Regions from separate parts of the Homo sapiens genome. Here region 1 is linked to region 2. Evidence: chromatin loops called from intact Hi-C (ENCODE). Cell type or tissue: heart right ventricle. All regions are shown on one strand. Links, peaks and the distances in the headings refer to the core of each region. The heading gives the core; the rest is flanking DNA. Region 1 holds the start of BOLA1 (bolA family member 1). Region 2 overlaps LOC124904413 (a long non-coding RNA gene).

The links. A loop is a pair of places that touch in the nucleus more often than their neighbours do. Peaks named below come from ENCODE experiments on the same cell type or tissue, not always from the same donor. Only the 100,000 strongest peaks of a DNase experiment are listed, where the experiment ranks them.
Region 1: a loop joins it to region 2, with 5 times the contacts of the local background. A loop is called at or near these places in 20 of 110 quality-filtered maps.

Annotation. Positions count from the first base shown.
Region 1 is chr1:149,893,261-149,909,085 of GRCh38, reverse strand. BOLA1 (bolA family member 1) reads right to left here and starts at 9,518. Exons shown (of 2, transcript NM_016074.5): 1 at 9,414-9,518; 2 at 8,291-9,076. The coding sequence starts at 9,026. The coding sequence ends at 8,613. SV2A (synaptic vesicle glycoprotein 2A) reads left to right here. Exons shown (of 13, transcript NM_014849.5): 9 at 880-1,044; 10 at 1,253-1,386; 11 at 2,230-2,436; 12 at 3,047-3,206; 13 at 3,889-5,768. The coding sequence ends at 4,072. LOC124904412 (a long non-coding RNA gene) reads left to right here and starts at 9,538. Exons shown (of 2, transcript XR_007066597.1): 1 at 9,538-9,608; 2 at 13,365-13,710. RefSeq lists an enhancer at 9,425-9,484. In heart right ventricle, for the core only: no CTCF peak of the experiment used is centred there; DNase peaks (open chromatin) are centred at 9,155 and 9,505; H3K4me3 peaks cover 1,420 bases; H3K27ac peaks cover 1,299 bases.
Region 2 is chr1:150,043,064-150,058,888 of GRCh38, reverse strand. LOC124904413 (a long non-coding RNA gene) reads right to left here. Exons shown (of 3, transcript XR_007066598.1): 2 at 10,759-10,823; 3 at 1,366-1,430. It also overlaps a transcript of OTUD7B not described here and the pseudogene RPL6P31. Among named protein-coding and RNA genes, the nearest start is that of VPS45, 17 kb to the left of the region's middle. In heart right ventricle, for the core only: a CTCF peak has its summit at 8,111; no DNase peak of the experiment used is centred there.

The DNA.
Region 1 (15,825 bases), core at 5,322-13,321, 150 kb after region 2:
GCCATGCAGACCCCCTCTGATCCTGCAGCCAGCTCCTCTACTTCGCTAGTTCACTCAACAAACTTGTACTGTAGGCTGACCAGGATTCAGTTTCTATTCTGTGCTGGGATGAAACAGATGTGGTCCAAGGTCCTCCTGGAGTTTATGTTTTGGTTAAGAAGCAGGACGATGAGGCTCGTAATCCCAGCACTTTGGGAGGACGAGGCGGGCGGATCATGAGGTTAGGAGATCGAGACCATCCTGGCTACGGTGAAACCCCGTCTCTACTAACATACAAAAAATTAGCCGGGCATGGTGGTGGGCGCCTGTAGTCCCAGCTACTCTGGAGGCTGAGGCAGGAGAATGGTGTGAATCCGGGAGGCAGAGGTTGCAGTGAGTCGAGATCGCGCCACTGCACTCCAGCCTGGGTGACAGAGCGAGACTCCGTCTCAAAAGAAAAAAAAGAAGTGAGACGAAACTTGCTATGAAGCAGGGTGATGAGAGAAGGGTGGGGGAAGGGCAGTGGGAGCACTTGGGGCTTGGGCTGGGGTGGGGACCTAAGTCCTCAAAGGTGAATGGGAGTCAGACAGGTGGAGTGGGGGTGGCTGGGGTGGAGAAGAGTGTTTTTGGCAGAGGGAAAAGCAAATGCTTGGGAGGTAAGAAAAAGTATAGTGGCTGCTGTGCGAGACCCTGAAGTCCCCCAGGAGCGCAGCAACTGTTGAAGGGAGGAGCAGGGAGAAGCTGGTGAGGCTGGAGAGGAGCAAGGTCCTAACAGAGGTTGACTCCATTTCTCCCTTGTTCTGAGATGATACACATTTCCGTTTTCTCCTCTGCCTGATTCTAATCTCTGAGCCTTGTCTGAAGCCCTGTTGTCTGTTTCCATTGTCCTTGACTCTTCAGCTACTATGGCCTGACCGTCTGGTTTCCTGACATGATCCGCCATCTCCAGGCAGTGGACTACGCATCCCGCACCAAAGTGTTCCCCGGGGAGCGCGTAGAGCATGTAACTTTTAACTTCACGTTGGAGAATCAGATCCACCGAGGCGGGCAGTACTTCAATGACAAGTATGTGGGGACTTTTAAACTTCACTTCTTCCCTGTTCCTTCTACCTCGTCTCTTTTATGAGTCTAGGGGTTCAAGACAAGACATTTGGGGGGCAAACACTTGTGGTTTCTTCTCAATGCCCAGCTTCCCATTACTTCGCTAAAGAGTGAGTCTTGGAGGGGGCATGAGGATGACGGGGGAGTGTCTTTCACCATCCTGGCCTTACAGGTTCATTGGGCTGCGGCTCAAGTCAGTGTCCTTTGAGGATTCCCTGTTTGAAGAGTGTTATTTTGAGGATGTCACATCCAGCAACACGTTTTTCCGCAACTGCACATTCATCAACACTGTGTTCTATAACACTGGTAAGGCGGGGTGGCTGGTGGGTGTCAGACCAAAGGGTTGGGTGGACCTTGATGAGAAGGAACCTTTTTCATTCACTATCTTAGGGTTCTCAAGCTGAGATCCCTGGACCCCTGTGGGAAGGTGGCAGAGGGGCCTGATAGCTACCACCAATAATTCTGAAAATCTAATGGATGTTGGACATTTTCCTGTAATAGAATATCTGACAAAAACATCAAGTTTATTTGCCTTTGGCTGAAATTATAACTCAGTGAGGTAAAATTAATGCACTTTTGAAGAAGGTAAAAATCATCCAAAATAGCATTCTTGGGAAAAAGAAAAACAATCAATAAAAGGGGTATTTGGTGCGGATCATTGCATGAATCCACTCCTTTTTAATAGTGATTCTCAAACTTCAGTATATGCACACGAAATGCTGGTTTTGTGAGCTAGACTGAAATTTCCCACCTCATACTGGGCGAGCTTTTTCCATGTTGCAGGAAAACAACAATGGATAGGACTTTTTATTATTTTAAATGTTTTTCTCAGAAAAATTTCCTAAGTCCACGGCATCGCTACTGCTTATAGTCAGCTAGCACGGACAGAAAGAATGAATAAGCAGCTAAGACTATTAATGGGAGAACTTGGACAAAGTCACACTGTTGGACAGATGATGGTCATTTTCTGCTCTAAAGATCCCTAGTTCCCATGGTGATGTTATTTGATGTTTTGTGATTAGCACTGTGAATAATTTTGAGAGCCCCTCCTACTAACTTTCATACATGCAGAGCCCTGAGCCATAAGCCGTAACAGCCTCCCTCTCCCATCTGCTATGACTGCCTGCTTATCTTGGCCTTTGCCCACAGACCTGTTCGAGTACAAGTTTGTGAACAGCCGTCTGATAAACAGTACATTCCTGCACAACAAGGAGGGCTGCCCGCTAGACGTGACAGGGACGGGCGAAGGTGCCTACATGGTATACTTTGTGAGCTTCCTGGGGACACTGGCAGTGCTTCCTGGGAATATCGTGTCTGCCCTGCTCATGGACAAGATCGGCAGGCTCAGAATGCTTGGTAAGGGGGAGAGGCTGAGTCAGATCTGATAGTAGGGGCCAGGGGCTGCGGGAGGCAGTCAACAGGCTTCTCACCTTGGGCTGTGGAAGAGATTGGTCAGAGAGTTCCTCTCTCATGTTTTCTGTTTAGGGGGTGCTGCAGGATGGGGTGGGGACTGGCACAGAAGCTTCTCTGGGGGTAAAGGAGGTAAGCAGAATTGCAAGTGGTTAGGGCACAGGCTTTGAGGTTATGGGTTTTGAATCTCAGCTCCACCACCTGCCTCTGGCCTCTGGCAAATTACCTCTATGAGCCTGGTTGTTTCCTCTGCAAAATGGAGGTGATAATAGTACCTGTGTCATAGGGTTGATGTGCTAGATCAATGCATGTAAAGCATCAATTGCCTTGGCCCATGGCTGGCATTGAATAAATGATGGTTACTGATATTATTAATAAACAATTATAAGGGAGGTTGAGGAGGAGTGAAAAGCCTTCCTTTTGGATACCTTGGTTGGATACCTTCGGAACAAGTCTCATCCTGGGCTATCTGAAAGCCAGCTGATGGGACAGGGTGGGCTGTGGGTGGGTTTCACTGTGGCCAGGCTCATGTTGCTCTCTCCTCTCCTGGCTCCAGCTGGCTCCAGCGTGATGTCCTGTGTCTCCTGCTTCTTCCTGTCTTTTGGGAACAGTGAGTCGGCCATGATCGCTCTGCTCTGCCTTTTTGGCGGGGTCAGCATTGCATCCTGGAATGCGCTGGACGTGTTGACTGTTGAACTCTACCCCTCAGACAAGAGGTAGTTGGAATGTGTTGGAGGCAGGGCAGTGGATTCAGGGGAGGGGTGGGGTGAGGAAGGAGGGCTGAATGGGAAGAGCATCCTTAGGGGTGAGAGGATATACATTTCCATTTTCTCCTCTAAAATCTGGTAGCTTTGGCCGGGCACGGTGACTCATGCCTGTAATCCCAGTGCTTTGGGAGGCCGAGGCAGGCAGATCACCTGAGGTCAGGAGTTTGAGACCAGCCTGGCCAACATGGTGAAACCCTGTCTGTACTAAAAATACAAAAAGTTAGCTGGGTGCCTGTAATCGCAGCTACTCAGGAGGCTAAGGCAGGAGAATTGCTTGAACCCGGGAGGTGGAGCTTTCAGTGAGCCGAGATCGCACCACTGCACTCCAGCCTGGGCAACAGAGCAAGACTCCGTCTCAAAAAAAAAAAAAAAGGAAAAAAAAATCTGGTAGCTTTTGTATCTACTCCTCAAAGTCTTAACTGTTAACCTCAATTTTTGGTCTCCTTTCCCTTTGTCTCTCAATTTATTTACATTCCTGGTGTACATCCTTTACCTCTCTGATCTCTCCAACCTTCTCTCTCCCTCTTGGACACTGCCTGCATCTTCCTGGACTTCACTTCCCTGCCCTCCACTCTTCCTTTGCCTCCCTCCTGTACCTTGCGCCGTGCTGCACTGGGGGACTCCTGAGCAGGACCACAGCTTTTGGCTTCCTGAATGCCCTGTGTAAGCTGGCAGCTGTGCTGGGGATCAGCATCTTCACATCCTTCGTGGGAATCACCAAGGCTGCACCCATCCTCTTTGCCTCAGCTGCCCTTGCCCTTGGCAGCTCTCTGGCCCTGAAGCTGCCTGAGACCCGGGGGCAGGTGCTGCAGTGAAGGGGTCTCTAGGGCTTTGGGATTGGCAGGCACACTGTGAGACCAACAACTCCTTCCTTCCCCTCCCTGCCCTGCCATCCTGACCTCCAGAGCCCTCACTCCCCACTCCCCGTGTTTGGTGTCTTAGCTGTGTGTGCGTGTGCGTGTGCATGTGTGTAAACCCCGTGGGCAGGGACTACAGGGAAGGCTCCTTCATCCCAGTTTTGAGATGAAGCTGTACTCCCCATTTCCCACTGCCCTTGACTTTGCACAAGAGAAGGCTGAGCCCCATCCTTCTCCCCCTGTTAGAGAGGGGCCCTTGCTTCCCTGTTCCAGGGGTTCCAGAATAGGCTTCCTGCCTTCCCCATCATTCCCTCTGCCTAGGCCCTGGTGAAACCACAGGTATGCAATTATGCTAGGGGCTGGGGCTCTGGTGTAGACCATGGACCAAAAGAACTTCTTAGAGTCTGAAGAGTGGGCCTCGGGTGCCCTCTCACATCTCCTGTTGGATGCTGGGGGAGAAGCAATAAACCTCAGCCCTCTGGCCTCCACTTTCCTCTCAATTTGGGCTGCAAATATGAAGCCTGAATTTTATGAAATTAGCTTTCTGATTCTTATTTATTAATAGATTAAGTTCTGAGGCAGCTCCGCAGGACTGTGTGTGAATGTGTATGTATACTTACATATGTGTGTGCATGTGCCATGGGGCGGGGGGTATCACTATACTGTCCTCAAATATAAGCCAAGGGTAATTTCAGCGGATGCACACACAACCCTGCCTCCCACAGTTCCTCCCCTAATCTGGTTTCTGTGTTGAGCCTGGGATGGAGGAGCCCTAGGCCAGCCTGGGATAAGAGTCCCACAGTCTAGGGAGATCTGAGGGCATCCGACAAGGCCCATCTCCTTCCCTCCTCAAGAAGCAGAGGCCTCCTCTGGAGTGAGAGGCTCCACCCACTACAGCACAGGCGGGAATAGCACAGCTGCCCTCCCATGCTCCCTACCTGTCCCCTCACAGGGAGGGGAGCAGGGGAGGGAAAGAAACCAGGCATCTGGTCAAACCAGCAGATCAAAAAGCACAAAGAGCTGGGGCAGAGGCAGGAAGCAGGGGCCCTCCTGGCAGCTCCTCTGAGTGGGGAGAGGTTGGGCAGTGAGTGAGGGACCCCTAATGCAGGGACTAGAAGCCTCAGTTTCCCCATTTTACCCTTCCACACAATAGCCTCTGTAGGTTAGGCTGCCCCATCCCACCCTACTCTGTGTGGCTGCTTTCTTTGGTGCCCTCCCCTCACCCCACTGTAGCTGTGACGTGTTGTAGTTTTTAGATGTTTGTAAAATGTTTAAAAAAATGTTAAAAGGAAAAAAGTGAAAATAACAAAAAAGAAAATCAAAATTCACCTTCGTCATGCTGCGTCCAGTGCCCCAACCCTGTGGTCACTCTCCCCATTTTGTAACACTGTACCAGGTGGTGACTGTTTAACTCTTTGGTGTCTGTGCTCAAAAGACTGCCTTCTCCAGTGCCCAGTGTATGAGTGTGTGCCCTGTGCCCTTGTCCCTCACTCCCCACATGCTGGACGTAGCCCTCTTCCTCGCACCCCTGGGAGGGACCCATCCATCTCCCTTGCTCTCCTGGGGAACCCTAAACCCAACTCTGTTGATGTGAAAAATGCAGTGAAAAATATTGACGAAAAATAAAACGGAAACAAATCCTCAAAATACAAAATGGCTATACCTGCTTCTGTGACTCTCCACCTACATCCAATTCTCCTAACAGCCTTGGAGGGTAAAATGGTGAGATGGACTGAAGGTCAGAATAACATGGTGTACCAGATTTACTTCCTAAATTGGCCTCTCTACCTTGATCTTTCCCCTACAGATGGAGGGCCCTCTAAGTCTCCCAGATTTGAAAACTTTGGGAGTAATGTTTCATAAGAATAGAACCAACTTTCCTCTAAATCTTCTGGTATGCTTTTTAAAAATATAGACCCCAGACTCCACTCTTGACTTGTTGAATCAGAACCCTTTTTTTTTTTCTTGGTTTGGAAGGATAGGGACCTTGAATCTACGTTTTTTTTTTTTTTTGAGACAGAGTCTCGCTTTGTTGCCCAGGCTGGAGTGCAGTGGCGTGATCTTGGCTCACTGCAACCTCCGCCTCCCGGGTTCAAGCGATTCTCCTGCCTCAGCTTCCTAAGAGGCTGGGATTACAGGTGCCTGCCACCACACCCAACTAATTTTTGTATTTTTAGTAGAGATGGGGTTTCACCATGCTGCCCAAGCTGGTCTCGAACTCCTGACCTCAGGCGATCCGCCCGCCACGGCCTCCCAAACTGCTGGGATTACAGGTGTGAGCCACCACACCCAGCCAGAAGCTTCATTTTAAACAATCTCATGGGAGTTCTTACCTGAGAAAATCTGAAAACCACTGCCTTGGGGTTACCATTGACTCCCCTCTCACTCTAGTCCATTTCTGTTCCAATCAAACCATTTTCTGATTTTATGGTAGCTCTCAAATAAACTCCTTCCTTTCCATTCCCACAGATGACTTGTAAGTCAGGGTTCTACCCTCACTCTGGATTGATCTCTGTTCCTCCAGTCTCCCATGCCAACTCACTTACACATCACTGCCAGATCCATCTGCCCCCAGATGCTCTCTGGCATGTCTGTACTCAAAATTTGTCAATGACTCCCTACTGCCCAACCACATGCACCTTAAATTCTTTAGCTAGAAATGGTCAAGATATATGTTAACCGGGCCGGGCGTGGTGGCTCACGCATGTAATCCCAGCAATTTGGGAGGTCGATGCAGGCAGATTGCTTGAGGTCAGGAGTTTGAGACCAGCCTGACCAATATGATGAAACCTCGTCTCCACTAAAAATACAAAAATTAGCCGGGCATGGTGGCAGGCACCTGTAATCCCAGCTACTCGGGAGGCTGAGACAGGAGAATCGCTTGAACCTGGGAGGCGAAGGTTGTAGTGAGCTGAGATTGGGCCATTGCACTCCAGTCTGGTCAACAAGAGCAAAACTCCGTCTCACAAAAAAAAAAAAAAAAAAAAAAAAAAAGATATATGTTAACCAAGTTTTTTTCTCTAATAATTTCCACATTGAGATTATTGGAAAGTTGCTTCTATAGACATTACTCGAGCTCCCCTCAGAAATATGACAATATCTGTAATGCTCAAAAAGGGCTACATTGCGGGGCATGGTGGCTTACGCCTATAATCCTAGCACCTTGGGAGGCTGAGGTGGGCGGAGTGCCTGAGCTCAGGAGTCTAAGACCAGCCTGGGCAACATGGTGAAACCCTGTCTCTATAAAATACAAAAAATTAGCTGGGTGTGGTGGCACAAGCCTCTAGTCCCAGCTACTTGGGAGGCTGAGGCAGGAGAATTGCTTGAACCTGGGAGGCGGAGGGAGGCTGCAGTGAGCTGAGATCGCGACACTGCACTCCAGCTTGGGCAACAAAGTGAGACTCCATCTCAAAAACAAAAACAAAAACAAAAACGCTACGGGTAGTGGCTCACGCCTGTAATCCCAGCATTTTGGGAGGCTGAGGCAGGAGGATCACCTGAGGTCAGGAGTTTGAGACCATCCTGGTCAACATGGTGAAACCCCATCTCTACTAAAAATACAAAAAAATAGCTGGGTGTGGTGGTGCATGCCTGTAATCCCAGCTACTGGGGAGGCTGAGGCAGAAGAATCGCTTGAACCCAGGAGGCGGAGATGGCAGTGAGCCGAGATCGTGCCATTGCACTGCAGCCTGGGCAACAAGAGCGAAACTCCATCTCAAAAAAAAAAAAGAAAAGAAAAGAAAAGAAAAAAAAGGCTATATAAAGGTTTCTTCATCATCTGTAATCATTTTCTTAGTTCTTATCCTCTTTTCACTGCTTTAGTGGTTTTTAAAAACATTTTTCTTTTAAACAAATACAAATACTACTTTTTGGAAATGAACAGGCTGTAAAAAAGCCAAACATTCCCCCCCTCAAGATGAAATTCAAATGTGTCCCTGCCTATATCCCCTGTCTTGTCCATTAACTCACTTCTCAGTCCAGCGTCTATGTCTTTGCTCAGGTTCTTCTCCCTGCCTGCAGCACCTATCCTCTCCTTTCTGGTTAATTTTGTGCTTTCCTTTAAAGATCCAACTAGATCACTTCCCTCATAAAGCCCTTCCCGACTAGTCTACAAGTATCTTTCTTCTCCCAAGAACACCTGTGGCACTGATTCAGCAGTCCATTAAGAACACAGCCTCATAGTGTAATTTCTTTTAATGTATAGGATTGTTTCCAACTCATCAGGTCTGGTGCAATTCTGTCACGATTTAACATGGAACATCCGGGCTGCCCTTCCTGAATAGTCCAGGGCAAGAGCAGTAGTGAGTGATTCTTCTCTTTTCTCGGGTTCACTTTGACCTGAAGCAAGTTGCTATCTTCGGAGAGTATGTATGGACCCCAACAGAATGGGGCCCAGGGGTCTTCATCCCTTACAAATCCTGGACTGTATCAAAGGGAAGGCCTCGGTAATTCGTGCTCACCCAGCCCATTCGGATCCTGGTCCTCCCTCTCTTGGGGTTCAGGGGGTTCCTAGAGTTTTCTTGTTCCCACCCAGGCATGGGGGGCTAGTGTCCAGCTGAGAGTTCTCTCTCCACTGGGCGGGGGTCCGTGCCTGGATGGCCAGCGCATGGACCGGACCTCCCAGCTCCTCGGCCAGCGCTGCGTGGACCAGCCGGTGTCGTTGTAGGGGGCTCAGTCCCTCGAAACGAGAGCTCACCACAGCCACGCGGAAGTGAGTCTCACTGCCAGGCGGGACCGCGTGGCCACCGCTCTCGTTGCGAAGCTCTAGCACCTCGGGGCTCAGGGCCTCCTCCAACTTCGTGCGAATGGCGGCCTCCACCGGACCGATGGCCCCGGATCCCGCGCTGCCCTGGCACAAACAAACGCGGCCAGCCATGGAGACCAGACCCAGGACCAGCCGCCCACTCAGCATGGGCTACGCCAGAGACTCAGACGCCAGGAGTGAGGGTCGGGGCGATCCGCCTGGTGAGAGCACAATGTCAACACCCGCCCCGCGATCCCCGCATCCGCCCTAACCCCACGCCCGGACGTCCACACCAGCTCCTATAGGGAGCCCGCCTTGATGCCACACGGGGAGACCCGAGACACCGCCCCTTTTCTCTACGTGACGTGGTGAATTCGACCTCCAGCTGTGGAAGTGAAGGGACAAGCGAAGATTAGAAAGGCCCGCACGCGAGGCGCGTTCGTTCCTTAGGGGATTTGCAAAGAATGGGCAAAAGTAGGGCATGTGCAACTGCGTACTTGTGGTTGGGCCGAAGCCCCTGTGTTCCCTGTGAAGCCCCGGAGACGCCCCTTCTACCTGCCGCTCAGCCTCGGCCACTGCGATTCCCGCTCAGGGCCAGGACTCTGGACGCTCCGGAGCAAAATGCAGTCCTGGCGCCCTTCCTGAGGCACGCTGGGAAATGGAGTCCTCGCTGCGCGTTGGTAGCACGGGCAGGCACCACGTGGTGCCCTGAGGGCTCATGGGAACTGTAGTCTCGGATTCTCCCCACTGGTAAGGTGGTCAGAAAGTCTGAACCCAGCAATGCAAAGAAAAAGGGAATTCACGCGCAGTTGGGATTGGGATTATTAGATCTATTTTACTGCCAATAGATCTTGTAGATCATCCAGCCCAACTCCTTTATTTTATATGCAAGAAAATGGAAGTCTGATTGAATACATAATTACTGTGCCCCAGACTAGTGCTGGGGACTGGGGAGTCAAGTCAGGCCCTGTTTTCAAGGAGACAACAGAGCACTGAAGACTAACAAGTGAGCGGACAATTGCAATACTGGGTACTAGGTGCTACGATGAGATAAACACAGGATGCTAAGGAGGCAAGTTACCCAGACTTGGCCGGGGTTGGAGAGGTGGAATGGGAGGCGGGCAGAGAATATTTCCGAGATTTAGGGAAACAGTTCAGCAGAAACAACATGAGAATCCATTTCTCAGTCCCTCATAGTGAGGTTTTGGCTTTGGTAGCTGCATGTGTAAAGGACAGGAGGAGAGAGAATTTTGAGGGAGTCTTTCCTTCTGGTGTAGTTAGGGTGTGGTTATGTGTGGTTGGAGCCTAGGGGGCAGCTGATGGTGATGAGTAGGGTACCAGGAGGAGAGGAACGGGCCAGACCACCCCAGGCCTTGTAGCCCTTGTTAGGCAATTTTGTCTTTATCCTAGAAGTAGTGGGAAGCTACTGAGGTTTTAAGCAGGGATGTAACAGGATGTAATTTTTCCAGGATGATTCTTAACTTGTAAAATTATTTAAATTTTATTTTGTATCCTTAATATATTTACATATTTCTAAATGTTTTTCCCCAACTTCTCATTTTGAAAAATGTCAAAGCCACAGAAAAGTTGAATAGTTCAAAGCAACACCCTCTACCTTTCACTTGACCCACCATTTTTTGCATTTATATTTATTTTATACTTGTACATATATACTCATATATTTAAGTACTTTACATATACTTTAAAATATATTTATATGCTTTTTTGGATGAACCATTTGAAAGTAAGTTGCAGATAGCATGACATTTCACCCCTAACTACTCCAATATGTATCTCCTAAGAACAAAGATATTCTCATACATAACCACAATAACCTTATCACACTCAAGAAATTTAAACTATGACATACACTGTTTTCCCTAGCCTTTAAAAAAAATTAAAACTTCCAGAAAATTTGCAAGATTAATACAATGAGCAACCCATTTATCCACTCTTCACCTAGGTTCACTGATAAGATTTTGCCAGACTTGGCTTTGTATCTCTTTTAATGTATGTGTGTATAATAATAATGAAATAATAATAATTATTTCTGCTGAATCACTTGAGTTAGGTGCAGAAATCTTATTTATTTATTTTTTTTTGAGATGGAGTTTTGCTCTTCTTGCCCAGGCTGGAGTGCAATGGCGTGATCTTGGCTCACTGCAACCTCTGCCTCCTGGGTTCAAGCAAGTCTCCTGCCTCAGCCTCCTGATTAGCTGGGATTACAGGCATGTGCCAACATGCCCGGCTAATTTTGTATTTTTAGTAGAGACGGGGTTTCTCCATGTTGATCAGGCTGGTCTGGAACTCCCAACCTCAGGTGATCCACCCTCCTCGGCCACCCAGGATTACAGGGATTACAGGCGTGAGCCACTGCGCCTGGCCCAAAATTCTTTTTTTTTTTTTTTTTAAACAGAGTCTCACTCTGTTGCCCAGACTGGAGTGCAGTGGCGCCATCTTGGCCCACTGCAACCTCCACCTTCTGGGTTCAAGTGATTCTCCTGCCTCAGCCTCCTGAGTAGCTGGGACTACAGGCTGGTGCCACCATACCTGGCTAAATTTTTTTGCATTTCTAGTAGAGATGGGGTTTCACCATGTTGGCCAGGCTGGTCTGGAACTCCTGACCTCAAGTGATCCTCCTGCTCTGGAACTCCTGACCTCAAGTGATCTGCCTGCCTCAGCCTCCCAAAGTGATGGGATTACAGGCGTGAGCCACTGCACCCAGCCACAAAATTCTTTTTTTTTTTTTTGAGATGGAGTTTCGCTCTTGTTGCCTAGGCTGGAGTGCAATGGTGCGATCTTGGCTCACAGCAACCTCCGCCTCCTGGGTTCAAGCGATTTGCTTGCCTCAGCCTCCCATGTAGCTGGGATTACAGGCGTGCGCCACCACTCTGGCTAATTTTGTGTTTTTAGTGGAGACGGGGTTTCTCCATGTTGGTCAGGCTGGTCTTGACTCAGGTCATCAGTCCGCCTCGGCCTCCCAAAATGCTGGGATTATAGGCGTGAGCCACTGCGCCTGGCCCCACAAAATTCTTTACACTTAATTGCTATGTACTTTCAATGTGTATCTCCTAAGAACAAGGACATTTTCATACATATCCACAATACCATTACCACATCCAAGACATTTAACATTCATACAATACTATAATCACATACAGTTGATATTCAGATTTCCCCAACTGTCTCATTGGTGTCTACTATAGTTTGAATATGTCTCCTCCAGAATTCATGTTGAAAATTAATCCATGGTGTTGGTATTAAGTGGTGGGGCCTTTAGGAGGTAATAAGGCTATGAGGGCTCCACCCTCAAGAATGGACTAACGCCTTTTGAAAGAGCTTGAGGGGGTAAGTTGGCCCCTTCTGTCCCTTCTGCCATGTAAGGTCACCTCGATGGCGTATCTATGAGGAACTGGCCTTCACTAGATACCAAACCTGCCAGTGCCGTAATCTTGGACTTCCCAGCCTCCAGAACTGTGAGAAAATACATTTCTGTTTATAAATTACCCAGTCAGTGGTATTTTGTAATAGCAGCACAGTCTAAGTAAACATTATAAATGTTTAATTTTCAGAAACCAATCAAGGATCATGCATTGCATTTAGCTGACTTTAAGTTTGTATTCTGCAAAGATCACTGGCTTCAGGGTGGAGAATGGATTGTAGAGGAGGCAAGAGTGGAAACAGGGAGACAAGTTGGGAGGTTACTGTAGCAGTCTAGGTGAGAGATGATGATGATTTGGACCAAGGTGGTGGTGGTGGTGGTGGAAATGGAGAGAAATTGTGGCTACAGGATGTATATTAGGAAAGTAAAACCTACAGGGTGTGGTAATGGCTTGGTTGTGGGAGGGAAAGTGTCAAGGATAATTACAAGGTTTGTGCATCTAAAGTTAAAAAAAACAGTTCAAATAATTCCTGTATATCCTTTATCCTGATACCTAGATTACCCAAATATTAACAATTCACTGTTTGTTTTATTTGTATGTACCTATCTACAAATATATAATTATTTTCTGGACTGTTTGAGACTAAGTTTCAGAGATAAAGCCTATTAAACTCTACCTGTGATGGTTAACTTTTTTTTTTTTTTTGAGATGGAGTCTCACTCTGTCGCCCAGGCTGGAGTGCAGTGATGCAATCTTGGCTTACTGCAACCTCTGTCTCCTGGGTTCAAGTGATTCTTGTGCCTCCGCCTCCTGAGTAGCTGGGATTACAGGCGTGGACAATGGCGCCTGGCTAATTTTTGTATTTTTAGTGGAGAGGGGGGTTTCACCATGTTGGCCAGGCTGGTCTCAAACTCCTGACCTCAGGTGATCCACCCACCTCAGCCTCCCAAAGTGCTGGGATTAGAGGCGTGAGCCACCACGCACGGCCTGTGATGGTTAATGTCCCAACTTCTAGAGGATTGGTGCTCAGATATTTGGCCAAATATGGGTGCTTCTGTGAGAGTATTTTGAATGAGATTAACATTTGAATTGGAGACTGAGTAAATTGCCCTCCCTAATATAGGTGGGTCCCATCCAACCAGTTGAAAGCTTGACTAGAACAAAAGACTGACCCACTCCGGAGTAAGAGAGACTTCCTTCTGCCTGACTGCTTTGAGACCCGGACATTGGCTTTTCTCAGCCTTCAGACTCAGAAGTAAACACTGGCTCCATCTGGGTCTTAGACTCGGCCTTTGGACTGGAACTACACCATTGGTTCTCAGGCCTTTGAACTTGGACTGGAACTATATCATCAGTTCTCCTGGGTCTCCAGCTTGCCAACTTACCCTGAAGATCTTGGGGATCTTGGGATTTATTAGCTTCCATAATCAAAAAGCCAATTTTTTATAATAAAACTATCTATCAAAATATCTACCATTCGTTCTGTTTCCCTGGAGAATCCTGACTGATGTATATTTACTTAAAAAAAAAAATTTTCTCACATAGCCGGAATATAACTGTCAGACTCTAGAAATGAACACAGATACGGTACTATTATCTAATCTACAGACCTTATTCAAAATTTGCCAATTGTTCCACTACTATCATATATATAAAATGAAAAGAAATATCTTCTGGTCCAGGATCCAATCTAGGATGACGTGTTGCATTCAGTTGTTATATTTCTTTGTTCTCCATTAACTTGAAATAGTTTCCTAGATTTTCTTTGTCTTTCATGACTTTGGTAATTTTGAAGTTACAGACATTTATTTTGTAGAATGTCCCTCAATCTGGGTTTGTCTGATGTTTCTTTATGATTAAAATTTAGCACATGCATTTTTGGCTGGAATACTGCAGAAGTAATGTTGAATTCTTCTCTGTGAACCTTACCAGGGCACGTGATCTTTTTGTTATTACTAGTGATAGTTCTGATCACTTGATTAAGATGGTATCTGTCAGGCTTTTCCACTATAAAATTCCTTTTCTGTCTGTAATTGTGGAAGATACTCTAAGTGTATCTACTTTCCTAATTCTCATTAAGTTTTTTCCCACTAATTTTAGCATGTGAGAAGTATATTTGAGACATCTCTTAGTTAGGGGTTGTTGAAGATGAAATGAGATCATGGGGGTGGGGCTGGGGTGTGGTATGTGATCACCTGGGGAGAGAGTGTACAGTGAGAAAAGAATCAGAATGTCTATTAGAAAGGCCACTCTGGTGAGGAGTGGGAAGAGTAGAAGCAGGGAGAGGAGTAGAAAAGTCTTTGTTGGTAGTCTGGGTGAAAGATAACCTGAGTGAAGGCACGAGATGGGCTAGAGAGAAGTACATTGATTAGAAAGCTGCTACAAAGATGGCATCTATAGGACCTGCTTTGGTTAGGACCTTGCAGTTTGCAAATCCAGTGACAGTGTTAGGCAGAGGTAGGAGGCTGAGGTCAGGGAAAGCCTAGGTGTGAAGGTAACATTGAAACAGAAATTTGAATGACTAGAGGGAACTAACCACGTGGAAAGAGAGATCCAGGCACAATGAATGGTATATTCACTATATTCTAGATGTGTGATGCCAAGCTCAGTGTTGACATACTTAGGTGTTCAATAAGATATATTGGATGGATGAGTGAATTGATGTATGAATGGAGACGGCAACTTCACTATTATTGCTGTCGTAAAAATAAACGAAAGCTTTGCAAGTTGCGAGCTCCACAGGGCAAGCTTATTGTCTTTGTTTCTAATAAAAATATAGTCATAATAATATCTACTATTTAATGAAGGTCTGTCGTGGTCAGATTAAGGCTTTTAGAGGCTTTAAGCACCGAGAGATTATGTTAGCCACCTCATACACAATTAAACAAAACAACCAAACAATAATAAACACTCATTTGTAACATGAGGATTGGGATGCCCAACAAAGTACTCATTGTTTTCCCCATGATGACTCCTTCAATTTTGTTTATATTTAAAAATTGTGCTTACTGAGGTATGATGTACATGTAAGAGATTTATAAATCTAGGCCGGGCGTGGTGACTCACGCTTGTAATCCCAGCACTTTGGGAGGCCAAGGAAGGTGGATCACTTGAGATCAGGAGTTCGAGACCAGCCTGGCCAACATGGTGAAACCCCCTCTCTACTAAAAATACAAAAATTAGCTGGGCGTGGTGGCAGGCACCTGTAATCCCAACTATTTGGGAGGCTGAGGCATGAGAATTGGCTTGAACCCGAGAGGCAGAGTTGCAGTGAGCTGGGATCACGCCACTGCACTCCAGCCTGGGTGACAGAGGGAGACTGTCTCAAAAACAAACAAACAAAAAAACCCCTATAAATCTTAAATGTAGAGCTGAATTTTACATATGAATATGCCTATATCAAGATAAAGAAAATTCCCAGCACCTCAGAAGACTTCCAGGGAAGTCAGTATTACCCTGCCACAGTTAATCATTAGTCTCATTATTCTAACCTTTATCACCATAGATTACTTTTTGTTTGTTTGTTTTTGAGACAGAGTCTCGCTCTGTTGCCCAGGCTGGAGTGCAGTGGTCCGATCATGGCT
Region 2 (15,825 bases), core at 3,752-11,751:
ACTAGTCTCTGACAGATAAGCATAAAGAATACCTAAAATACCTTTTATACTGGATGTTTTATTGTGCTTTTCTCTTCTAAAGTGAGATTGAAAGGCTGTCTAATGAAATACCAAGCTACTTAAACCACCAATTTGGAGATTAATGTGGTATGACATATCTTATTGTTTATTTCCTTAAAACTCAATGTGTTTGGGAAATGTTGATCAAACTTTAATGTGCATGTACAAATCTCCTGGGGATTCATCAAGTGTGGATCTTGCTAAAATGAAGATTTTTTAGTCAATGGATCTGGGATGAGGTCTTATTACATCATGTATTTTTATTTATTTAATTTATTTACTTATTTTTATTTTTCAAGACAGGGTCACCCAGTCTCAAAAAATAAACAGCCTGTCACCCAGGCTGGAGTGCAGTGCTACAATCATAACTCGGCTTACTGCAACCTCAAACTCCTGGTCTCAGGTGACCCTCCTCCCTCAGCCTCCTGAGTAGCTGGGAGTACAGGGATGTGCTACCATGCCCATTAATTTATTTGTATTTTTTTGTAGAGACAGGATTTTTCCATGTTGCCCAGGCTGATCTCGAACTCCTGGACTCAAGTGATTGGCCCCGCCTTGGTCTCCCAAAGTGCTGGGATTAAAGGCACCAGCCTATATCCTTTGTTTTTAACTAGCTCCAGATGATGTTGGTGCTGGCGTTCCATGGACCACATTTTGAGTAGCAAAGCAGTAGAGGGTCAAGATTATTGGGGGCTGAGCGAATACAAGGAGATTGAGTAGTTTTTGTTCTCTTTCCGTTGAGCTTTAATACTATTCTTTACCCCTAAATCTTCTGTCCCACAATCCTTCATCCAATTCTATTAGTATTTGCCCCTTAAAATGGGCTCATAATTATGCTCCAAGGGCATTTGGGCAGTGCTTTCACTTGTCATACTTTTCTGCTTTAGGCTTGGTTCAGACCTTTTGAGTTAAGCTGTGATGTTAGCTAGCTATACATTTCTGTTTATTCATACTTATTGCCTTAGCACAGTCATATCTCTACATTCTTAGAGTAAGGATTACTGAGTCTACATGTTTAAAACATTATGATAATGAAAAGTACTTTATTGGACAAATCCTAACAGAATGCTGTTTCACTGTATATAATGTTTTAGAGTATCAAGACACAGAACCTCAGAATCATGGGCAATAATTTTATTTCATGATTAAAAACTAATGAACACCTCTAAGAGAAAAGACTGAATCCTTTCATTTTAAAATAGTTGTTCTTACTACTTACAAATACAAGATTATTGTGTATCGTCATCATCCAATCTCCTTACAGAAGCATGTAGTATATGGAGAAGACAGTTGACCCATGGAGAACTATTCTTAGCTCCTCTGCCAGTGACACTAGTCAACTCATGGGAGAACTTACCAATTTGGCCTCTCTGAGAATAAAGAGGAAGATAAATTAATAAGGTTTGGATTATAGATTTTAAGAAAATTGTTACTTTTTCAACTTCTTATTTTGAAATTTAAAACTTACAGAAAAGTTGCAAAAATAGAGAGTTCCCTTATACTCTTTACCAAACTTCCTTCAATATTAACTTCTTACATAACCATAGTACAAAGACCAAAACTGGGAAATTATCATTGGTAAAATACTATTAACTAAATTACTCTTTCTAAGCACACTGGTCAGTTGTTTCGTAGAATATCCGTCAATATGGGTTTATCTAATGTTTTCTCATTATTAGATTGAGATTGTGCATTTTTGGCAGAAATATCAAAAAAGTGATGTAGCCTTCTCAATATCATGGCATACATAATGTTGATATATCTTATCATTGGTGATATTAACTTTGATCACTTGGTTTACCTGGTGTCTGCAGGCTTTCTCCACTGTAAAATTACTATTTTTCTCCTTGTAATTAACATATGTCATATGGAGAGATGTGTTGAAGCTATGAAAATATTCTGTTTCTCATCATACTTTCACCTCCTAATTTTAGCTGTAATCCATTGATGGTTCTTGCCTGCAACAATTGGTGTTTATCTAATGGTGATTATTTTCTTCATTCCTTGTGTATGTATTGGAATTTTCTGTAAAGAAGACCTGTCCTGTCTTCCCCCATTTATTTATTTATTCAGTCATTTATTTGTGTCAGTTATAGACTCATGGATATTTAAGAAAATTGTTCTTTTTAGGTATTAGGAAAAATATAATATAGAGGTTAAGAGTGTAGGCTCTGGAATCAGTGAGCCTGGATTTGATTCTGTGTGTACTAGCTGCATAACTTGGCAAGTTATGTAACTTCTCTGTGTCACAGTTTCCTCATTTGTAAATGGAGAAAATAACGCCTACCTCAGATTGATGTGAGAATTGAGATAATACAAGTAGTCTTTAGCCTAGCTATAATTAATTTTTCATAACAAGTATTTTATACTGTGCTTAGTTTTACTGTTTATAAGTTTCCTCATCAACAAATGGAATATAAAAATATTTATCATGTGCTTGCCTCCTCCCAGAATTATTGCAATTCATGAGATGAATTTTAGAATAACTTATAATGTTAAGGAGATACAGAATAAGTTTTATTCCTTAAAAAAGATCAAACTAGATTAATTGCTAAGATCCCTTTTATTATCATTATTCTGTTTTGGGGCTGCTCTTGGTGTTAGATATGTAGATGACCATAAATGTGACTGAATTATTTTTAACATCTTAGATGATGTTTTAAGAGAACAGGCAAGCCATATGAAGTAAGTACTAGAAAATTCATATTCCTGTAACTCCTTAAATTTCATTGGTGGTAAAGGAGTCTTGAGTATAATAGTTTTTTCTTATTTATTTATTTATTTAAACTTTTATTTTAGGTTCGGGGGTACATGTGCAGGTTTGTTATATAGATAAACCCATGTCACAGGGGTTTGTTGTACAGATTATTTAGCCACCTGGGTACTAAACCTAGTACCCAATAGTTACTTTTCCTGCTCCTCTCCCTTCTCCCACCCTCCACCCTCAAGTGGGCCCCAGTGTCTGTTGTTTCCTTCTTTGTGTTCATTAGTTCTCATCATTTAGCTTCTGCTTATAAGTGAGAACATGCAGTATTTGGCTTTCTGTTCCTGCATTAGTTTGCTAAGGATAATAGCCTCCAGCTCCATCCATGTACCTGCAAAAGACATGATCTTGTTCTTTTTTATGGCTGCATAGTATTCCATGGTGTATACGTACATTTTCTTTATCCAATCTGTCATTGATGGGCATTTAGTTTGATTCCATGTCTTTGCTATTGTGCGCAGTGCTGCAATGAACATTCGTGTGCATGTGTCTTTAGGGTAGAATTCCTCTGGGTATATACCCAATAATGGGATTGCTGGGTCGAATGGTAGTTCTGCTTTTAGCTCTATGAGGAATCACCATACTGCTTTCCACAATGGTTGAACTAATTTACACTCCACCAACAGTGCAGAAGTGTTCCCTTTTCTCTGCAATCTCATCAGCATCTGTTATTTTTTTTTGTTATCAGTTATTTAATTAGATTCTTCTTAAGAAATTTAGAACACCAGGCCGGGCGCAGTGGCTCACGCCTGTAATCCCAGCACTTTGGGAGACCCAGGCGGGTGGATCACGAGGTCAGGAGATCGAGACTATCTTGACTAACACGGTGAAACCCCGTCTCTACTAAAAAATACAAAAAATTAGCCGGGCGTGGTGGTGGGCGCCTGTAGTCCCAGCTACTCGGAAGACTGAGGCAGGAGAATGGCGTGAACCTGAGGGGCGGAGCTTGCAGTGAGCCGAGATCAGGCCACTGCACCCCAGCCTGGGTGACAGAGCAAGACTCCGTCTCAAAAAAAAAAAAAAGGAAATTTAGAACACCAATTTGTAAGGATAAATTCCATTTGTCGGGGCAAACACAGATCAGAGGTAGCCCTGGAGCTGAGGAATAGCTTTGATTTTGGTTAAAATCTGTGAGTCCACAGCTTTTTGATCAATCTTGTGCTGCTCTGTAATCTCGTATTTCTCTTTCTATATGGAACATGTCACGTTCCTGGTGTCTGGGCTTCTGCAGCGTCTTTTTTTTTTTTTTTTTTTTTGAGACTGAGTTTCCCTCTTGTCACCCAGGCTGAAGCGCAGTGGCACGCTCTGGGCTCACTGCAACCTCTGCCTCCTGAGTTCAAGAGATTCTCCTGCCTCAGCCTCCCAAGTAGCTGGGATTACAGGCCCATGCCACCACACCCGGCTAATTTTTGTATTTTTAGTAGAGACAGGATTTCACCATGTTGGCCGTGCTGGTCTTGAACTCCTGACCTCAAGTGATTTGCCTGCTTTGGCCTCCCAAAGTGCTGGGATTACAGACATGAGTCACCATGCCCTGCCTGCAGCTTCTTCTTGAAGTAAGTATCAGTAAGATGTTTTGGGATTTTTACATTGCTGATATCAATTTTGGCTGAGGTGGCAATGACAGATTTCTGGTGTGTTCTTTGTAGAGGAACTTGATTGAGGACCAGAGGTCCAGTCACAAGTAACCAGCCACTAGCCAGCTGCTTCAGGAAAATCACCCTCTTGCCCCTGTGGCTTTCAGTGAGGATGATCAGAATGGTCTTGGGAGTGATCCTGGCTCACAGTTTTCTCATGTGCTGACTGAAGGGTTTTTTTCCTTGGCTCAACAGCTTTGAAAGCACATCTTCAGTAAGATAATATGTAGGCATTTTGCAAAGTTTAACCACCTGCGTACCACCGTTCTTGCCACCACCAGCTGGTTTTGTAATAGTTGCAGGAAACTTCTCCTTTTGCTTTTCAACCTTGGATTTCACAGCTGAGTACTTCCTCTTGCACGTGGCCTTTCTGGAATACATAGCAGATGGAGAATATCTGCCAATCCCTCTGACAATGACAGGATTTTGACTGCAATGGGGCTTCCTGTTCTTGGGCTTCTTAGCCTTGAGGTTACCCTTTTTCACCTTGCCACCAGCATCAGCCTTCTTGACTTCAGGTTTCTTCTCTTTAGTATCTGGCTTCTCAACTTGTTCACCCTCCATCTTGTAAGATGGAAAAGAGCTGACTTTTTAATAATGGCCATTCTGACTGGTGTGAGATGGTATCTCATTGTGGTTTTGATTTGCATTTCTCTAATGATCGGTGATATTGAGCTTTTTTTCATATGTCCGTTGGCTGCATATATGCCTTCTTTTGGAAAGTGTCTGTTCAGCCGTGCGTGGTGGCTCATGCCTGTAATCCAAGCACTTTGGGAGGCTGAGGTGGGTGAATCACTTGAGGTCGGGAGTTCGAGACCAGCCTGACCAACATGGAGAAACCTCGTCTCTACTAAAAATGCAAAATTAGCCAGGCATGGTGGCACATGCCTGTAATCTCGGCTACTTGGGAGGCTGAGACAGGAGAATCGATTGAACCCAAGAGGCAGAAGTTGCGGTGAGCCGAGAGTGTGCCACTGCACTACAGCCTGGGTGACAAGAGGGAAACTCAGTCTCAAAAAAAAAAAAGAAAAAAAAAGGGAAAGAAAAGTGTTCATGTCCTTTGCCCACTTTTTAATGGGGTAGTTGTTTTTCTCTTGTAAATTCGTTTAAGTTCCTTATAGATGCTGGATATTAGACCTTTGTCAGATGCATAGTTTGAAAATATTTTCTCCCATTCTGTAGATTGTCTGTTTACTCTGTTGATAGTTTATTTTGCTGTGCAAAAACTCTTAAGTTTAATTAGATCCCATTTGTCAATTTTTTGCGATTGCTTTTAGCATCTTTGTCATGAAATCTTCACCTGTTCCTAAGTCCAGGATAGTATTGCCTAGGTTGTCTTCCAGGGTTTTTATAGTTTTGGGTTTTATATTTAAGTATTTATTCCATCTTGAGTTGATTTTTGTATATGGTGTAAAGAAGGAGTCCAGTTTCAATCTTCTGCATATGGTTAGCCAGTTATCCCAGCACCATGTATTGACTAGGGAGTCTTTTCTCTATTGCTTGTTTTTGTCAGCTTTGTTGAAGTTCAGATGGTCATAGGTGTGTGGCCTTATTTTTGGACTCTGCATTCTGTTTCATTGGTCTATGTGCCTGTTTTTTTTTTTGTTTTTTGTTTTCGTTTGTTTGTTTGTTTGTTTTACCAGTACCATGCTGTTTTGGCCACTGTAGTATAGTTTGAAGTCAGGTAATGTGATGCCTCCAGGTTTGTTCTTTTTGGCTTTGCTATTTGGGCTCTTTTTTAGTTCCATATGAATTTTAAAATAGTTTTTCCTAATTCTGTGAAGAATGTTATTGGTAGTTTGATAGGAATAACATTTTATCTGTAAATTGCTTTGGGCAATATGACCATTTTAATGACATTGGTTCTTCCTATCCATGAGCATGGGATGTTTTTCCATTTGTTTGTGGCTTCTCTGATTTCTTTGCACAGTATTTTGTAATTCTCATTGTAGAGATCTTTCACCTCCCTGGTTAGCTGTATTGCTAGGTATTTTATTTTTTTAGTGACAATTGTGAATGAGAGTGCCTTTCTGATTTGGCTCTCAGCTTGACTGTTGTTGGTGTATAGGAGTGCTAGTGTTTTTTGTACATTTATTTTACATCCTGCGACTTTGCTGAAGTTATCAGCTGAAGGAGCTTTTGAGCCAAGACTATGGGGTTTTCTAAATATGGAATCATGTCGTCTGCAAACAGAAATAGTTTGACTTCCTCTCTTGCTATTCAGATGCCGTTTATTGCTTTCTCTTGCCTTATTGCTCTGGCCAGGACTTCCAATACTATGTTGAATAGGAGTGGTGAGAGAGGGCATCCTTGTCCTGTGCCAGTTTTCAAGGGGAATGCTTCCAGCTTTTGCCCATTCAGTATGATATTGGCTGTGGGTTTGTCATAGATGACTCATTATTTTGAGGTATGTTCCTTTAATGCATAGTTTATTGAGAGTTTTTAACATGAAGAGAGCATAATATTTTTATATTGAAATAATCTTTTAGAAATGGCTCATTCCTGATCTGTCAAGCATTTAATCAAGATCACTGTTTTTCTTAACTAGAAAGACTGTTTAATATTGTAAAAGTAAATCATAAACTTTTTTATTTACATATCTTTCCATTTGAAGCAAATAAAATGTCTTTAATGTAGGACACTATTATTTAAGATTATTCTCTTAATAATAGTAGTAAATAATAACAACCACCTTTCATTAAGCTTTTACTATGTGCTGAGACCTTTACAGATATCTGAATTAACCTTTGCAACTTTCCTTTAAGGTGGATATTATTTTTATATTCCAGATAAACTGAGGTTCAGAGAAGTTGAATAACTTCCTTAAAGTGGAAGCAGATGGAAAGAAACCTACTTTTTAGTGGGCATTTCACTATATATTTTTGTACACATCCTTTTTATGTGTCTTGTTTTAGAAACTAGACATAATAATAATAATAAATAACATGTCATTTATTAACAATGACATGTTAAATAAAGTACAGAGTTTTACATGGACAGGACAAAAAAAGAGAGCAATAAACTTATCTAGGTGACTCATGTCAATAATTTCATTGAATAATATGGAATAAATTTTGAGAAAAATATCATGGAATTTCCAAATTTCCAGGTAAATTACAGAGATGTAGACATGAATTTCTTGTGCTCTTGTAACAAATGACATGACATTTGTTGGTGGTTTTTTTTTTTTTTTTTTTTGAGGCGAAGTCTAGCTCTCGTTGCCCAGGTTGGAGTGCAATGGCGCAATCTCGGTTCACTGCAACCTCTGCTTCCTGGGTTCAAGCGATTCTCCTGCCTCAGCCACCCGAGTAGCTGGGATTACAGGCTCCTGCCACCACGCCTGGCTAATTTTTGTATTTTTAGTAGAGACAGGGTTTCACCATGTTAGCCAGACTGGTCTTGAATTCCTAACTTCAGGTGATCCACCTGCCTTGGCCTCCCAAAGTGCTGGAATTACAGGCGTGAGCCACCGCACCCAGCCGTTTTTTTCTTTCTTTTCTTTTTTTTTTTTAAGGACTATCTGCCAGCAGTGATTAAAGACAGGATCAATTTCATAGAACTGTTTATTAAGAATTTACTTGAAAGCATGTTTTTACATAGTTTTAAATTTGGGTTTGGATTTTTTCAGCACTCAGACAGAGGGCGCCCTTGAATCACCAAGAACAGGCTCTGTAACACTGGGAGCTGGCATACTGAGTAATTGTTATGTGAATGAGGGAAAATGCATTGTTTTGGCTAAAATAGATTGCAAAATGCTTGTTTAGTGTTGGATTTAGCCTGTTTATGGCTTTAAATTTATTGAGTCACTGCATGAGTTTGCTGTTACATTATTTTTTCATTTCTTAAAGACTAGATAAAAGTAATTGCTGTAAGATTCAAATCAACAGGTGTTCTGGACTTGGAAGATTTGTTGAATTACTATGAAGTCACATCTAAAGTTTGAAAGGTGAGAATCTGATTATGATTTCCATTCATGTCTGACTGCAATTGACAGTAGTGTATCTGTCACTATGAATATATATATGTGTTAGGCCATGTGCTAAGTACTTTCTGTGCATTTTTCTCACAACTCAAAGACATAAGTAGTAGTGCTATCTTCTTTTTATTGTTTAAATTTTATTCATTTATTTCTTTTATTTATTTTTACTTGATTTCCTGGGATATGAGAGATAAATATTTATTTTTAATTGGCAAAAATTGTAATATTTATCATGTAAAGCATGCTTTTTTTTTTGAGACAGGGTCTCCCTGGATTGCCCAGGCTAGAGTACAGTGGCGCAATCATGGCTCACTGCAGCCTTGACCTCCCTGGTTCAAGTGACCCTCCAGCCTCTACTGGCACGTAACACCATGCCTGGAGAATTTTTTTAAAAGTTTTGTACAGATGGGGGTCTCACTGTTCTGCCTAGGCTGGTCTTGAATTCCTGGGCTCATGCTACCTTCCTGCCTCAGCCTCCCAAAGTGTTGGGATGACAGGAATGAGCCATTACACCTGGCCTCATGTACAACATATTTTGAAACAATAACCTTTCTTTTTTAAAAATGAGAAAATAGGGCTGGGCACGGTGGTTCATTTGTGTCATTCCAGCACTTTGGGAAGCCAAGGCGGAGCCCAGTAGTTCAAGACCAGCCTGAGCACATGGTAAAACCCATCTCTATAAAAAATACAGAAATTAATTGCGTGGTGGTTTGCACCTGTGGTCCTAGCTACTCGGGAGGCTGAGGCAGGGGGATTGCTTGAGCCCAGGAGGTCGAGCCTGTAATCAGCCTGTCTCAAAAAAAAAAAAAAAAAAAGAAAGAGAGAGAGAGAGAAGGAAAATAAAAGCTTAGAGACATTAAGATAATGTCCCCTAATAAGTGACAAAACTGAGATTTGAACTTGGGGATGTGAACACCGGAATCCATGCCTATGCCCAGAAAATTATACTGTAAATGACAATTTCCTCTGTTCATGGCACAAAATATACAAGTCATAGTGAATTGGGGTTTTTTCTGCTTCAATTTTCAGTTATTATTAAAAGTATATAGCAACATCCTGACTAACCACGATTTAATTTAGGAATAATATTGGGAAGTTAGACTTTTTTATTTCCTGGTGATATAGTAGTTTCAACTCAGATATAGAGAATAATTTAATTCCTGGTCAAGAGAACACTCAAATTTAGAGAGCAGCATGACAGAATGAAAAGAACATTGAATTGAGAACCAGGTAATCTGATTTATAGTGTATTTTACTACTACTGTCTGGAAAAGCTTCAGAACTGATTTAAGTTTACTAGACCTCTAAGTAGACGGGGCATGGTGGCTCACACCTGTAATCCCAGCACTTTGGGAGGCTGAGGCAGACGGATCACTTGAGGTCAGGAGTTCGAGACCAGCCTGGCCAACATGGTGAAACCTCATCTCTACTGAAAAAAAAATACAAAAATTAGCCGAGTGTGGTGGCGGGCGCCTGTAATCCTAGCCACTCAGGAGGCGGAGGCAGGAGAATTGCTTGAACCAGTGAGGCAGAGGTTGCCGTGAGCTGAGATCATGCCACTGAACTCCAGCCTGGGTGACAGGGTGAGACTCCGTCTCAAATTTTTTTTTTAATGAAACAAAATAAGAAAATAGACTAGGAAACTTGAGTTATTAATCTATGAGTTTTATGTTTTGTACATGGAAATCATTTTCTTTGTTTATATCCACATACTGTGTATGTCTTGTTTAATTTCTGGAAGTAGTGTATTAATACAATTTTTTTTTTTAAGAGTCAAGGTCTTACTCTCTTCCCCAGGCTGGTGTGCAGTGGTACAATCATAGTTCACTGCAGCCTTGAACTCTTGGGCTCAAGCAATCCTTTCACTGTGCTAATTTTATTTATTTATTTTGTGTAGAGATCGGGTCTCACTATTTTGCCCACGCTGGTCTTGAACTCCTGTCCTCAAGCAGGATATCCTCCTGCCTTGGCCTCCCAAAGTTCTGGGATTACAGGTATGAGCCACTACACTCAGCCTTATTAATATAAATCTAATAATATTATGTCTCTGTGTTAGCAATGGTATGAAACCCCCCAAATGGTGTTAGATCCAGAGTCATTTGTCTCTGACATTTCTTAGGAAATGTTTTTCCTTTCTATCGATGAATGGGTTCCTACGGATAGCTTGTTCATTCTCTCTTTAATTTTGGTTAAAGCATTTCCGAAAGTGGGAGGATACGTCTCCTTTCTTTAACTTCTGGTGGAAGGGTGTGGAATTTATCAAAAATATGAGGGAAGACTGCATAAATGTAGGGGCAGAGTATTTATATTAACATTACCTTGTTTTCTTCTGTGGGATATTTAGGAACTATTTTTTTTTCTGGAAGTAGTGATGGCATCAAGGCTTAAAGTAGGAAAGAAGTAAAGAGAATAATTGTGTAGTTATTATGTGAATGTTTAATTGAATGCTCCCTATTTTTAATTAAGATGTTTAAATTAAATGAATTTTTTTTTTTAAACGTAGTCTCGCTCTGTCGCCAGGCTGGAGTGCACGCTGGAGCGCGATCTTGTCTTACTACAACCTCTGCCTCCCAGATTCAAGCGATTTTCCTGCCTCAGCCTCCCGAGTAGCTGGGACTACAGGGACGCACCACCATGCCCAGCTAATTTTTGTATTTTTAGTAGAGATGTGGTTTCACCATGTTGGCCAGGATGGTCTTGATCTCTTGACCTCGTGATCCACCCGCCTCGGCTTCCCAAAGTGCTGGGATTATAGGCATAAGCCACCACGCCTGGCCTGAAATTATTTTTCTATACAGTTCTTAGAGGAAGTGTTTGGGTCACCTACATAGGCATGTAGTTCTTGACACTGGTTACTAGAGGATTTATAGAGGATGTTCATATATTCAACAAGCATTTGTTGAATACCTATTAGGTGCTAGCCATGGAAATATGGGATTGAAAAAAACAGACAAAAATCCCTAATCTCTCTTACAATCTAGTGAGGACAATCAGACAGTACACAAAATAAGCATAATATATAGTAATCATGTGGTAGTAAGTTCTATAGAGCAAAAACAAGTTTAAAGAAGGAGGTTGGGGGGAGTGTTGAGATGCATAAGGTTTGCAGTTATAAATGTGGTGGTTAGGGAATCATTTGCTGAAAAATGAACATTGAGCAAAAACCTGAAGGATGTTAAAGGAATAAGATACATGTAATCCAGATGAAAGTTTTTTGGATAAAGGAAAGAGCAATTGCTAAATCCCTGAGGTGGGAGTGGGCTGTTCATAAGACAGCAAAGCAGCCAGGGTAGCTGAGTGATTGACAGCGGAAGATGGAAAATGGGGAATAGTTGGTGTAGGACCTAGTTGTGAGGATATTGACTTTGTTTTTTTTCCAAGACAGAGCTGTGCTCTGTCGCCCAGGCTAGAGTGCAGTGGCATGATCTTGGCTCACTGCAATCTCCGCCTCCCGGGTTCAAGCAATGCTCCTGCCTTAGCCTCCCCAGTAGCTGGGATTACAGGCACCTGCCACCATGTCCAATTAATTTTTGTATTTTTAGTAGAGATGGGGTTTCGCCATGTTAGCCAGGCTGGTCTTGGACTCCTGACCTCAAGTGATCTGCCCGCCTCAGCCTCCCAAAGTGCTGGGATTACAGGCGTGAGCCACCATGCCCACCCTAGGATATTTACTTTTATTTTGAATAAGGATGCCACTGGAGGCCAGACGTGGTGGCTAACGCCTATAATCCCAGCACTTTGGGAGGACGAGGCGGGTGGATCACGAGGTTAGGAGATTGAGACCATCCTGGCCAACATGGTGGAACCCCGTCTCTACTAAAAAAAAAAAAAAAATTAGCCAGGTGTGGTTGCATGCGCCTGTAGTCCCAGCAACTCAGGAGGCTGAGGAAGGAGAATCACTTGAACCCGGGAGGTGGAGGTTGCAGTGAGCCGAGATCGCCCCACTGTACTCCAGCCTGGGTGACAGAGCAAGACTCTGTCTCAAAAAAAAAAAAAAAAAAAAATGCCACTGGAGAGCTTTGAGGAGAGGATCAGTCTGGCTACTGGGTTGGGAATTAATCATAGCAGGCAAAGGCAAAAGAAGTGAGGTTAGTTAGGAGGCTTTACAACAACCCAGATGAGAGATGGGAGGTTTTAGCCAGGGAGATGGAGATGTTGAGAGAGTAGCTGGACTCAGGATTGTGACAGTGGACTGAAGGAAAAGCAGGTTTTGGGGGAAGATTGCATTTCTCCCTTCAACTTCAGTTACGTAGATCACCCATATGCCACACAACTGCAACTCTGTAACAGCCAATTTTTAGCTTCTTCCTTATCTAAGCCATCCTGTAGGCCATAGGAATTAAAACTAGGTTGGATCAAGGAAAAGTGAATGCTAGATCCATACAAAACTATTTGGATATTTGCCTTTGTATTTTATTGTTTTGAAATTATTTTTAATGGTTCAATAAACTCTTACTAGAACTACAAGCAATATAATTATTTCCTCTGCTTTATTAGAAATGTTTTTGTAATCATGTTAATTATATTACTTTTAACTATATAAGGCTTGTGTCTCTTTTTTATAAATTGATGTTTATATCCTCTGTAAGATAAATATAAAGGCTTTTTGTTCATATGAGGATGTGCTGTAAGATTGCAGGGAGTATAAAAATTGGCAATGGAGTAGGTGACTTGTATTATTAGTCTGATCTTAATGTTGTAACATACTGATCATGCAAAATATATAATTAGTTTGTTTTTGCTATTTAATATGTGTAGGACTGTAACAAACAGACTAGAGAAGATGGCCATAAGTTACAAGAAAGCAAGTAAATTACTATCTAATTAAAAGTATTTGATTCTAATACTAGCAGAGTTCTGTCTAGAAAATAAATTAACTTTCTGTATGCTTTTTTTGGTCTCAATTTTCCAATAATTTCCCTCAACTCTGATATGTGTCTGTTGAATAATATTTCTGATGTTAAGAATTAAAGGGGGTGTAGATCAGTGGTAGGGCGCACGCTTAGCATGCATGAGGCCCTGGGTCAATCCCCAGCACCTCCACAAAGGTTTTCTGGCTGGACACGGTGGCTCACACCTGTAATCTCAGCATTTTGGGAAGCTGAGTTGGACAGATCACTAGAGGTCAGGAGTTCGAGACCAGCGTGGCCAACATGGTGAAACCCTATTTCTACTAAAAATACAAAAAAATTAGCCGGTCACGGTGGCACACACCTGTAATCTCAGCTACTTGGGAGGCTGAGGCATGACAATCGCTTGAACCTGGAAGGCGGGGGTTGTAGTGAGGTGAGATCATGCCACTGCACTCTAGCCTGGGTGACAGAGCAAGATTCCATCTCAAAAAAAAAAAAAAATTTAGTTTAAGAACAAATAATATTGTTTATTTTCATATGGGATTTGAAATCTGAATCTAATAATTATTGGTATTATTACTAATTCCCTTGCACCACTGAACAATTTTCTGTTTAGGGACGTTGGCTATAACAAGTATATAGACATAGTGATATATAAGTTTTCTGTTTTAAAACTGAGTTTCTTTTTTTCCCCTGCCAATTTAAAGGCACACAATCAGAGAGCTATTTTCACAGGTAACTAATACATCTTGTTTCTGCTTCATATTTTAAACTCTTATTTTTCACCCTTATGAAGTTGGAAGGAGTAGATGTGTTTATTTTATAGACAGACTATAATGTTGGGTTGTTGTAAGTGATTTTCTTTGCTACATATCCTTGAACTTTATTTTTATTTATTATTATTATTATCATTATTATTATTTTTTGAGACAGAATCTTGCTCTGTTGCCCAGGCTAGAGTGCAGTGGTGTGATCTCGGCTCACTGCACCCTCTGCCTCCTGGGTTCAAGCGATTCTCCTACCTCAGCCTCCCAAGTAGCTGGGACTACAGGTGTGCACCACCACCCCAGGTGGTGGGCTCATGCCTGTAATATAACAGGTGGCTCATGCCTGTAATCCCAACACTTTGGGAGGTTGAGGCGGGTGGGTCACTTGAAGTCAGGAGTTCGAGACCAGCCTGGCCAACATGGTGAAATCCCATCTCTACTAAAAATACAAAAATTAGCCAGGCATTGTGGAGTGCACCTATAATCCCAGCTACTTGGGAGGCTGAGGCAGGAGGACCACTTGAGCCTGGGAGGCGAAGGTTGCAGTGAGCCAAGATCATGCCACTGCACTCCAGCCTGGGCTATGGAGCAAGACTCCATCTCAAAAAATAAAAAATAAAATAAACCTTTAAAAACTCTTAAATTTGAAAAAAATATAATTGGGTGAGATTTTATTTACTCAGACCAGTTTTTATTTTATTTTATTTTATTATTTTTTTGAGATAGGGTCTTGCCCAGGCTGGAGTGTAGTGACCCTATCATGGCTTACTGCAGCTTTGACCTCCTGGGTTCAAGAGGTCCTCCTACCTCAGCTTCCTGAGTAGCTGGGACTACAGGCACGTGCCATCATGCCTGAATAATTTTTTAAAATTTGTAGGGGAGGAGTCTCTCTATGTTGCCTAGGCTGGTCTTGAACTCCTGGGCTCAAGTAATCTTGTAATCCTTTAGCCTCAACCTCTCAAAGTGCTGGGATTACAGGCGTGAACCATAGTGCCTAGCCTCAGGCTTGTTTTTATATACATTGTGTGAAATCACTAAATGTGTCTACATCCTTGACTATGAGGAAATGGGCTTCTAGTATCACCTGAAAAATGTTATAATAATTATAACCCATATTGAACTCATATTCCTAAAATTAGAGAATCTTAAGAATCCTGAGTTGCAAGGGAATGTAGTGATCAACTAGTTTGATGTAAAAGTCCCTCTTCAACATCTCTGGCATAAAGTCATTCATCATCTGCTTGACTATGTCCAAATAGGGGTGAACTCACGAATTCACAATAAGTCTATTCCATTTTTGAAGAGCTCAAATTGTTGGCAATCTTTTCCTTACATTAAAGCGGAAATCTATCTCCTTCTAATTTCTACCCTTTGAACTTACCCTCCAAAAACTGTATGGAATAAATCTAAAGTATTTTTCACATAAGTGGCATCTCTCATGTTCTGCCAACCAATTCTTTTTTATGTTTGTTTTTAGTACTAAATATCCTACGTTCCTTTAAAATTCTTTATATGACACGGGTCCTAACACCTTTTTACCTAGTTGATCTGCTCTGTACTTAACTGAAGCTTATCAGGGTATCACTTAGAGAAATAGTTGTCAAACTTCAGCGTGCTAGAATAAACTCATCTTGAGGGTGCTTGTTAAAAATGGAGATTCCTGAGCCCTCCCCCTAGAGATTCTGACTTAATAGATCTGAGATGGGGCTCAGTATATATACTTATAATAGTACCACTGGCGATGCTGGTGCAAAGGTCTCTGGAC